2 separate regions of the Homo sapiens genome follow, and region 1 is linked to region 2. A link is a loop called in an ENCODE intact Hi-C map of the cell type or tissue named here. Cell type or tissue: dorsolateral prefrontal cortex. All regions are shown on one strand. Each heading gives the region's core, and the rest is flanking DNA. Links, peaks and the distances in the headings are about the cores only.

What was found. A loop is a pair of places that touch in the nucleus more often than their neighbours do. Peaks named below come from ENCODE experiments on the same cell type or tissue, not always from the same donor. Only the 100,000 strongest peaks of a DNase experiment are listed, where the experiment ranks them.
Region 1: it touches region 2 in a loop (2.3-fold over the local background); 2 of 110 quality-filtered maps call a loop at or near these places.

The regions. Positions count from the first base shown.
Region 1 is chr1:242,672,624-242,678,112 of GRCh38, forward strand. No RefSeq gene overlaps it. Among named protein-coding and RNA genes, the nearest start is that of PLD5, 150 kb to the left of the region's middle. In dorsolateral prefrontal cortex, for the core only: no CTCF peak of the experiment used is centred there; no DNase peak of the experiment used is centred there; H3K27ac peaks cover 1,776 bases.
Region 2 is chr1:242,782,824-242,788,312 of GRCh38, forward strand. No RefSeq gene overlaps it. Among named protein-coding and RNA genes, the nearest start is that of PLD5, 260 kb to the left of the region's middle. RefSeq lists a silencer at 5,184-5,478. In dorsolateral prefrontal cortex, for the core only: no CTCF peak of the experiment used is centred there; a DNase peak (open chromatin) is centred at 2,188; H3K4me3 peaks cover 738 bases.

The sequences.
Region 1 (5,489 bases), core at 302-5,301, 110 kb before region 2:
CATCTTGGATTTGACAGTGCATCAGGATAGCCATGCAGGAGGTCACAGGATGAGCTACCAGCAACATTTATTCCTAAGAATAAGTAAGTGCAAGGCCCTTAGTTATATTGAGCAGCAGAAAAAGAGAACGACTGGTCATAGCCTATTTCCCCCTTCCATGAAGAGGCATACTTGAAACTTGACACAACTTCTGCTGAATCAATTGCTGCTACTATTTGCCTAGTCTGCTCCATGTCAAACCAATGAGCTTAAAGATCACTGCAAAGCCCTGGGAGTGGCTTGAAGGATCCAGAGCACAGGAATGTCCCAGGAAACCACTTTCAAAATTTTAGCAACAGAAGGGCACCCATAAGAAAGAGCATCCTGTGGCAGGGTATTAGTGGACAAATGGGATGAAGAAAGCAGAAAGTGGCATGGCACAAGTTACCAGAGCTTAAGTAGGGTGAGGAGGCATCAGCCTGGGAGAAGCAGCGGTGTTATAGTCAATGGATTACGTATGGGAAATTGATCAAATAAGTATGTTGGCCAAGTGTGGTGGTTCAGGCCTATAATCCCAGCACTTTAAAGGGGGCGAGACAGGCAGATCGATTGAGCTCAGGAGTTCGAGACTAGCCTGGCTAACATGGTAAAACTCCGTCTCTATTAAAAATACAAAAATTAGCTGGGCATGATGGCATGTGCCTGTAGTCCCAGCTACTCAGGAAGCTGAGGTGGGAGGATCAATTGAGTTCAGGAGGTGGAGCTTGCAGTGAGCAGTGATCATGTTACTGCCCTCCAGCCTGGGTGACAGAGTGAGACCCTGTCTCAAAAACAAACAAACAAATAAGTCTGTTAAGGATAATGGGAGCCAGGTTTCTCACTGTTAGAGAAGAGAGTTACAAATACAGAAAGGGAGAAAACAAGAATGCATTCTGTAGTGTTAGGTTGACATTGGAGGTACTGATGTAAACTCATAAATTTCTGTGTACAAATAGTTAAATATAGAAATAAAGATGTAAATGTGTATGTGCAGGTACAAACATATCCTAGCCCTGTCTTCTGAGAGGGACTGAGAGCTGCAACACCCCAAAAGCAATAATCACTACTAAATAACAATGCTTGGCTTCTAAATACTATTCGGCACTAAAAGGATCCAAGGATCTTTGAATTTCGGAATGAGGGCTGAGGCAGGAAAAACACAACACAAGTATGAATCATCTTTTTGTTATTGACACAACTGGCAGATCTTGAATGGGGTCTGTTCATTTCCTGATACTGATGGTTGCATTGTGGCTATAGAAAAGAATGCTCTTATTTGTAAGAAATACACACTACAGCAGTGATGGGCATCATGCTGATAACTTACTCTCAGAGGGTTCAAGGGCAAAAGTAATTTGTACTATGCTTGCTACTTTTATGTAAGTTTTAGATTATTTCAAAATAAAATAATTAAAGCTGTAGTAATAGAAGAGTATGCCAATTCCAACTCTTAATGCATTGTCTCATTCCCCTCCAGTCTTAAGAACGTTCCATGATAAGAAAGCAAATGGCACACTTACAAGCAAAGGAATTTTTATTATTATTTTTATTATTTTTTTTGAGATGTCACTCTGTTGCCCAGCCTGGAGTGCAGTGGCACAATCTTGGCTCACTGCAACCTCCACCACCCGGGTTCAAGCGATTCTCCTGCCACAGCCTCCTGAGTAGCTGGGATTTACAGGTGCACCCCACCACGCCCAGCTAATTTTTGTATTTTTAGTGAAGACGGGGTTTCACCATGTTGGCCAGGCTGGTCTCGAACTCCTGGGCTCAAGTGAGCTGCCTGCCTTGGCACCCCGTAGTTCTGGGATTATAGGTGTGAACCACCACACCCAGCCTGCAAATGAATTTTTAAATAAATCCTTCATTAATTTTTTAATGGTGAGCAATCATAAGTTACACCATGATCAGGAGTAACAAATTTTAGAATAAGACACAACAAAAGGATATGAGTATAGCCAAATCAGGACAGGCATTGGTGGTTTGCTTTCAAAAGCTCTCATTTTAGTTTTGTTCCTACTGGTTATATTGCTTTAGGTGCTCCTGAAAAGAAAAGCAACAAGACAATATTCCCAAGTGACTATCTAGAGAAGAGGAGTCAAAAAAGCAATATTTGTCCGTATAAACAAATTCTCATGGTTTGAACAGAGTTAGAAATGGAAAATGCTGTGAAGATAGGTTTCTAGGGGCTCTAGAAATGGTATAAGGCTTTGCCTCATTGCTTGCAACAATAAGAAGAGTCAGCACTCTCAATATGGACAAGAATATGGACGGTATGGAAGCTGGGTTTGTTGAGTCAGGAAATTTATAATTTAATTGAGAATTAAGCTATTTCTTACCTCGTTAAATAGTTGCAGACTGTAACATTTCTATTTATTTTATAATTTTCTTAAATTAAAAGATACAACACAGGGGAATTGTATTATCACATGGCCCTACGTATTCACTGAGAACAGTTGCATCTTGAACAGGCAGCAAGCGTGATCTAACAGGCGCTTACAGATTAATGGCTCTGGCAGGTAGGAGAGTGACTCACAATGGCCACACTTCTCTCTAATGAAAAAGCCAGCCAAGAATTGCCTGTGAAGCACAAGCAAGTTTAATAGCACGAAATTCTGCATTTCCCCCCTATTGATTGGCGTGCTTGTTTACACCAGCACTTTTTTCCTGCATATGTGTCTCCAATCCATCGAGGTATTTTCTACGCTGAATAATGGAGGCCATCCAGAGGCTACTCCATATGCCCTCCTGGGAGAAGGGCCACAGTCTCTCCTGAACCATTTTCTACACCAATACTTGTGTCACAGGGAGCTCTGTATTCCTGCACACTGGCATTCAGTCATCATCAGCAGTTACAAGATACAGTCCCAACCTCTTAGATAGCATAGGCTAGCCCTTGGGTCTGTTGACAGTTTTTCAATAATACTAAGCCAGGAAGAGGCAGAATCAACTTATGCAATGGCACTGAAGAGGGGTCTATATGCTCACGGTCCCTACGAGTCACTGGAATAATGCAAAGATACTTCACAAACATTCAAAGCTGGTTTCTTTATATCAGAAATGTATATTGATGCCCAAATGCAAAAAAAAACTGTCCCTTTAAGGAAGTCTTGGTCGAGTCATCCACTGAAGGCAACCTCGGGCTCTCTGCTTTTATTTTTCTTGCCTTGTCTGCGCACCTTTTTTTGAAATTGCACTGGATTGGTTTAATCCAGTTGCATTCTGTTGAACCAAAATTTAGAACAGTAAAACTAACCACGTATAGATTAGTTTATTTTGTTTGTGTTCTGTTGTGAAGACTGAAAATGACAAAATGAATTTGTTCTCTTAAAAAGAAATCAGATAAAGAAATACTGTTGAATCATAAAGCAAGTTGCAGAACAATACAGGAAGCAGGATAATGTATTTTTAAGGCCCACTCAATCACATATATTTTCATAAGCATAGCAAAGTATCTGGAAGGATAGACATCAAACTTCTGACAGCAGTTATCTCTAGGGCGTTGAGAAGAAGACAAAAACTAGGCATGGTGGTTAAAGAAAACTTTAGGCTTAACTTTAATGCTTTATTTTATTATAAGAAGAATTTATTAATATATTGGTTGGGTAATCAATTTTTTAAAGGAGTAGGTAATGATAACATTCAAGATTTTCAGGTATCTAAAAATTGCAATGCTTTAAAGGATATATTTTTTGGCTGTTTGGAAATGCTACCTGTCATGATACTTCCTATTTCTCAACCGCAGGAAAATGTGAAGCATAACTAAACCTTTATTCAATTCACCAGTAGGTATTGATGGCCCTTCATGTTTATGCAAAACATAAATAATTCATCACTTCTTTATGGGCTTTGATGACTGGAATTAAAGTGGAAAACAAACGTTAGAGTTGACAATGAAAAAAAAATGGAGCAGGGCAGGGTTAATTTGAATTGACTTGATGTTTACCTTAATATTAGCTAATGTCTCTTTACCAGAGACAAAAGTAGAAGCACTGTCCCAGCAGTGATGTTCACTGCAAGAGGAGCTTCGACAAGCTTAGGAAGACTATTTTTAGCTCCATTAGGACTTTATGAGCTTCAGTATTTCCTGTTCACTCTTGACAATAATGATGTGATTAAATCTGTTGTCCACTTAGTATGGTTTTTGAGCCTCTGCTGTATTTTCTACAAAATCTCAACATTATGACCTATATGCTCCCAGATAAATGCAGTCACGTGTTGCTTATTGATGGGAATATATTCTGAGAAATGCATTGTTAGGCAATTTTATCACTGTGTGAACATCAACGAGTGTACCTACACAAAACTGGGTGGTACAGCCTACCACACACCTAGACTATATGGTACAGCCTATTGCTCCTAGGCTACAAACCTGTGCAGCATGTTACTTTACTGAATACTGTAGGCAGCTGTAACACGATGGTGAGTACTTGTGCACCTAAACATATCAAAACATAGAAAAGTCACTGCAAAAATACAGTATTATAATCTCGGCCGAGCCCAGTGGCTCACGCCTGTAATCCCAGCACTTTGGGAGGCCGAGGCGGGTGGATTACCTGAGGTCAGGTGTTTGAGACTAGCCTGATCAACATGGTGAAACCCCATCTCTACTAAAAATACAATAAAAATTACCCAGGCGTGGTGGCGCATGCTTGTAATCCCAGCTACTTGGGAGGATGAGGCATGAGAATCGCTTGAACCTGGAGGCAGAGGTTGCAGTGAGCCAAGATGATGCCATTGCACTCCACTTGGGCAACAAGAGTGAAACTCCATCTCAAAAAATAATAATAATATTATGGAACCACCATGGTACATGTGGTCCGTCATTGATGAAATGTCATTACGTGACATGTAGTTACAATCCATTCTCATTGTAATTTTGTCCCCCACTCATCCCCCACCAACTCTCCCCATCCTGATCCCAAAAGCATTAGAGAAGATCTTTCCAAGCCAACACAAGCAGACTTAATTCATTATTCTAATTTGGATTATTTAGAGTTGACTCTTTTCTTGACCCATCTTTTATGAGGTTCAACTGCCAAGCTGCAAGACACTTCATAACGTAATTCTTGACGTTGCTGTTGGAGTCTGCTAGACTCAACACTCTCTGCAAAGCCATACATAGTCCATTCAGCTTTTAGGCTTCTGCCCTCAGTCTGTAGTAGAAACGCGTTCTTCATACTTCATCAGGTGCTAAAACATGTTTCAACCACTTGAAAATAGTTCACCTGGGTAGTAGAACCCAACAGAGTACAGCTGATTTCCAAGCCTGTGCTTCAGCACCAGATGGACCCAACTTGGAATCTCACCTCTACCGCTCAACAGTCCTGTGTGAATTTTTGGGAAATTATGAAGCAGCTCTGACCCTCCATGAATCTATAACATTGAGACAATCATACCCTCTACCTGAGAAACACTTTCCCAGATATCTGCGTGGCTTACTTCCTCGCTTCATTCAGGTCTCTATCCAT
Region 2 (5,489 bases), core at 251-5,250:
CTGTGAAAGTATAGCAACGCTACAGGGGTGGGGAATGCTGTTGCGGCTAATAGTCCAGTCTATCACATGTCGGTAATTATATCAGCTCCCATTTTCTCTTGGTATTTGCTGACCCAGAGAAAGACAGCCATTTGAGCATCACAGCTTCAAAGGATATCTTTGGCCATAGGAATAAAAACCTAACCTAATAAAGAGTAGTTTAGAAAAACCAGAAGTAGGAGCCATGAGATTGGAATTTATCATCAGCAATACTATGGGCCCTCATTAGGCGGTGACTGTCTCAGCTGTGAGTGTTCTGTGCTTGCATCTCTCTTTTTGCAAAATATGATCATCTGGAGGCAATCTACAATGACTGTACTGCATCTGTCACATTTTTAAGGCATCTTTGATATAGTGGTTAGGTGTTTCGTTTTGTTGGAACCATGGGAATCAAATTTACTATGCAGAATTCTGTGTGAGATCATAGATCATAGATTAATTCACCTGCCCAGCCTTCTCTGCACACCTGCAGTGGATCTCATTTCCATCCAAGGACTTTAATATTATTAGTTCATTATTAATTCATCATCCAAATTGCCACTTTATGACAGATGATACGCCAACTTTTTTTTTCTTTTTTGAGATGGAGTCTCACCGTGTCGCCCAGGCTGGAGTGCAGTGGCGTGATCTCAGCTCACTGCAACCTCCACCTCCTGGGTTCAAGTAATTCTCCTGCCTCACCCTCTCAAGTAGCTGGGACTACAGGCACGTGCTACCATGCCTGGCTAATTTTTGTATTTTTTAGTAGAGACAGGGTTTCACCATATTGGCCAGGCTGGTCTCAAACTCCTGACCTCGTGATCCACACGCCTCGGCCTCCCAGAGTGCTGGGATTACAGGCATAAGCCACTGCACCCGGCTGATACTCCAACTGTTTTTGAGCTTGTTCGGGTTCAATTTTGTCAATGAAATGCTCAGCGCTTTGTTTATGTTTTTAATTTTTTTTAATTAAAAAAATACCCTGGAAATCATCACCATGGCCTTGAGTCAGAAAGTTTAATAAACAAACATTGACAATTCCAACCGACAGTTAAAACATCTTGAAAATTACCTGCTCACTTACACTATCATCCCAGCAGAATGAGGGTATCTGTAATAGTCAACAAAGACAAATGGCTTAAACTTTGTTCCGGGTCCTGTCTCTGACTTGTGGCGCTAGAGTGGGCATGTTGCTTAATTTCTATGTCTCTCTGGTTCTACATTTACAAACTGGGGGTGGCGATGGGATTGAAATCTGTGTTTGCACATGTTTTGAAGCTCTTTGGAAGAAAAATTATACAAACCTGGAAAGCATCTTATAGTCCTAGGAAGAATGTTGCTCAAGTCTTAGCACAAAGCCAGGGGAGAACAGCTGCCTCTCAGCAGAGATCTAAATATCTTGCTTCTCCTTTCTCAGAAGAAAACACTGAACATGCAGCCACCTGTTTCCTGGCCAGGATGCTGGGTGCAATTGCACACAAGGGAGAAAAAGGCCTTTTGTTTTCTAACCAGCTGCATTTGCCGGCAGGTCTGTTGGAGTTCTACAAAACAGCGTGTGTCACGTTCTATAAAACAGCGTGTGTCACACAGCTTGGTGCTGCATGGCTGGACTCCCTGGTTTCTCTATTTTAGAACATCCAGGGGTTTGTGTCCCCTTTAAGAAAAGGTCATTTGGACATAATAACATTTGCCACCTTCACCAAGGCTCAATTCAAAGAGGAGTTGGCTCAGTTTGCATCAAACAATAAAAGACCTTTGTGGGACTAGGAGGGAGATGGAGAGAGGAGGAGGCAGAGTGGAAGGGAGTGGGGAGCCCTATCCTGGTAAGTTTCTGGGCACTAGAGGTTTTGTTCTGTTTTTCTTCATAAACAGGTGAACTGATTTCCTCTTATCAGGTAGAACATCATTTAAATATCAAGTCGCTCAGGGTGCTCAGGTGAAGAGGCTGGTGATGCTCCAGCCCAGATGCCTAGTCTTCGAGGAGAGCAGAAATGGCACCTTCTCCCAAGAAAGATGAACAGGAGGGAGTGGAAAGTCTCCAGCCTCACAAAAGACAGAAAAGCAGCAGCAGCAAGTGCATCACAATTCTGGAATCTGGGAAATAGACACGGGAATGGTAAATGCCTTTCTCGTGGTCATGCAGAAGCTGAATCCCAGCCAGCAGAGGCCCAAGCCAAGAAGCCACAGGACTGATGTCATGTGGGCTCCTGCGTCTCGGGAATCACAGGCTTGGAGTATGCCTAGAAGTCTTTGCCTAAAGAAGACTGGGCACACGTGTTTCAGCAAAACTCTAGAACCACAGATATTTTACTCAAGCCCTGTTAGCCAAACTATTGCCCCTATCTGAACCCCGAAAGCAGACTGGATGTTATTCTCTGAGAGTATCAAACAGAGAGTCTGTTGGATTAGAAACACCCAGGTGTGGTGTAAGCCAGGACTGTGCCAAGGAACACAGGTGGTTTAAGCAAACAATTTGTCTATTCTACTTTGAAAATCTCCCTCAACACGATCCCTTACCTCAGGGCTTTCCTCGCCCTTTCTAACAGCATGGAGCTGAATGGGTATCTTTCAGACAAGATATTAGAAGAGCCTTCTCTTAAATGAAACAATTAAGATATACCAAGATTGAGAATTCCCTAAGGAAACAGACTCCCCGCCTCCCAGCCCATCCTACTATGTGCCTGCAAATGGGCAAACCTCCCCCACCTGCATCAGCTTTTTAGTGTGACAATTTTAAAACATATGAACACGCAGGGAGGCTCACCAGATGCTGAAATATAATTTGTAATTAAAAAAAAGCAGGAGTCACAATATATCAAGAGTAAAAAGGAAATTTGGAGAAAGCAAATACTCAGGGGGATTTAAAAAAAAAATCTTGCAAACAATTGTTTTTCCATAAACCACTAGGGAAAAGGTAGATTGTTTGGTAGATTGTATTGGAAAAACTAGTTTACCATTTTGAGAATTTGAAGTTGGATCACTGCCTAATGCTACAAATAAAGGGAGATGCTAGAAGAATTAAAGGCCTAAAATTGAAAAGTAAAGCTATAAAGTTGATATAATGAAACATAAAAGACTACTCCCATGACTTAGGAGCAGGGAGAAACTTCTTTACACAAAATTCAGAAACAATACCTTGAACAAAACATGAAATAAATTGATAACATCCAATATAGGAATTTCTGTTTAATGGAGGGTGCTAAGGACGGTGACCATGGGAGGAGATATTTTCAATTTCTAAAATCAGTAATGGTGTCTAGAATATAAAGGGAACTCCTTCAAATGAGCAAGAAGAGACCAGAAACCCCCTACACCCTCTCTCCTACTCAATGATATCTCTGTAGCAAGGAAACACTTTCCCTCCTGTGCCGTCAATATCACCTTCATTATGGATCATTATCAGCAGATGCACATCCTCTCATTTATTCCTATTTTAAAACACCCCTTCTTGACCCCACTTCAACTCAATATTTCTACTTCCCGGCCAGGCGTGGTGGCTCACGCCTGTAATCCCAGCACTTTGGGAGGCCGAGGTGGGCAGATCACAAGGTCAGGAGTTCGAGACCAGCCTGGCCAATATGATGAAACCCCGTCTCTACTAAAAATACAAAAATTAGCCAGGCGTGGTGGTGTGTGCCTGTAATCCCAGCTACTCAGGAGGTTGAGGCGGGGGAATCGCTTGAACCCGGGAGGCGGAGGTTGCAGTGGGCCAAGATTGTACCACTGTACTCCAGCCTGGGTGACAGAGTGAGACTCCATCTTAAAAAAAAAAAATTCTACTTCCTTTCACAAAAACACCCCTCAAAATAGCTGTCCACACTCCATGTTTTCAACTGCTCTCATTCCCTTCTTAAATTCTTACCATGTAACATTTGATTAATGCAAGAGGATATCTGTAAATTATGAAGCATAATAATAAAATGAACACCAATGAAGCTTCTACTCCACTTAAAAACTGGAACATCACCAATTTCATTGCATTAACCTGTATGTTCCTTCTCTACCCCATCACTCTGCCTTTTCTTCTCCGAATGATAAAGCCACTATCTTATATTTTGTGTTTATCATTCCTTTCCATTTTATAAAGTTTTTATCCCACCTATCTGTATTCCTAAACAATACACATTAAAATTGAGGGGGCTCAGGTTTTGTTCGTTTTTCCTCCATGCTTTGAAGTCATTTTGTATTCAACATGTCCAGAAATTCCTAACCTTTTCCTTCACACTTCCCCCAGTCTCCTCAATCTTGCAACATCATCCTTCTAGCTGCTCAGACAGAATTAATTTTTTCACTTATGACTCCTCTATCTTGTAAAACATATCCATATCAGTAAGTCCTGTGGGTTCTCACTTCAAAATATACTCAGGATCCAACCACGCCTCATTGCCACTGCTTTCGCCCAGGTTCAAGCCACCATCATCTCTCATCTGGATTATTGAAAGTTCCACTGATGTGCACGCCTGCTTCACCCTTTCCCTTGCCCCCGCATTCACCTATAGTTTACTCTCCGCACAGCAACCAGAGTGATTATCTGGAACTCCGTGTCAGAGCACCTTAACCCTTCAACTCAGCACTCTGCAGCGGCTTCTATCTCAGGCAGAGTAGGAATCTACAAGGCCCTACGTCACACCCTGGACAGTCCCCACATCCCACACACAACTCTCCTGCTGTTTCCTTAGGGTCGCTCCCTCTAACCATCTGGCTCCTTGAACAAGCCAGTGCACTGCTGTCTCCAGGCCTTTCTTTGCTCATGCTGTTTTTCGTCTTACTTGGGAGGCCTTTTTCCTTGCACATGCCCTCTTCCTCAATGGCTCTCTCTCTCACCTCCTTCTCTTCTTAAATATCATCTTATCAGGGAGACCTCCTCCACTGCTCTGTTTAAAATAGTACTCTTATGCCCACCAGCACACTCTATCCCATTCTCCAGCTTTATTCTTCTCCATAAACACTTATCACATTCTGACATACTGTAACTTTTGCTTGTTTCTTTGTTTATTGCCTAGCTTCCCGCACTACACTATAAGCTCCTTGAAGGCAAGGGTTTTTGTCTATATCGTTTAGTGCTCTATCCCCAGCAATGCCTAGAAAATACTAGGTTCAACAAAGATTTATTGAATGAATGAATGGATGTAAATAATCTCCTCACTTCCTCACTTTTGCCCGCTACCAGTATCCCATCCCCAACTGCATAACATAGCTCCTCTTACCTATCCCTAAACAAACTCCAGCTCAAATCAAAATTATGCCCATGACAGAGCCCCAGGGACTTTTAGGTGGTAATTACAGGCTTTCTCTCTCTGCCTTTCCTCAGAGCCACAGGAGACGTGCTCCAAATTTTTGCCTCTTTCTCCTTAACATCCCTGAAGGCTGAGTCATAGCACTGGAAGCTTTAGAATGTGTTCTTGCACACTGAAGGTAAAACACTATTTCTCCAAAAGTCATTACCTATTTGTCTTCCATCACTGACATAG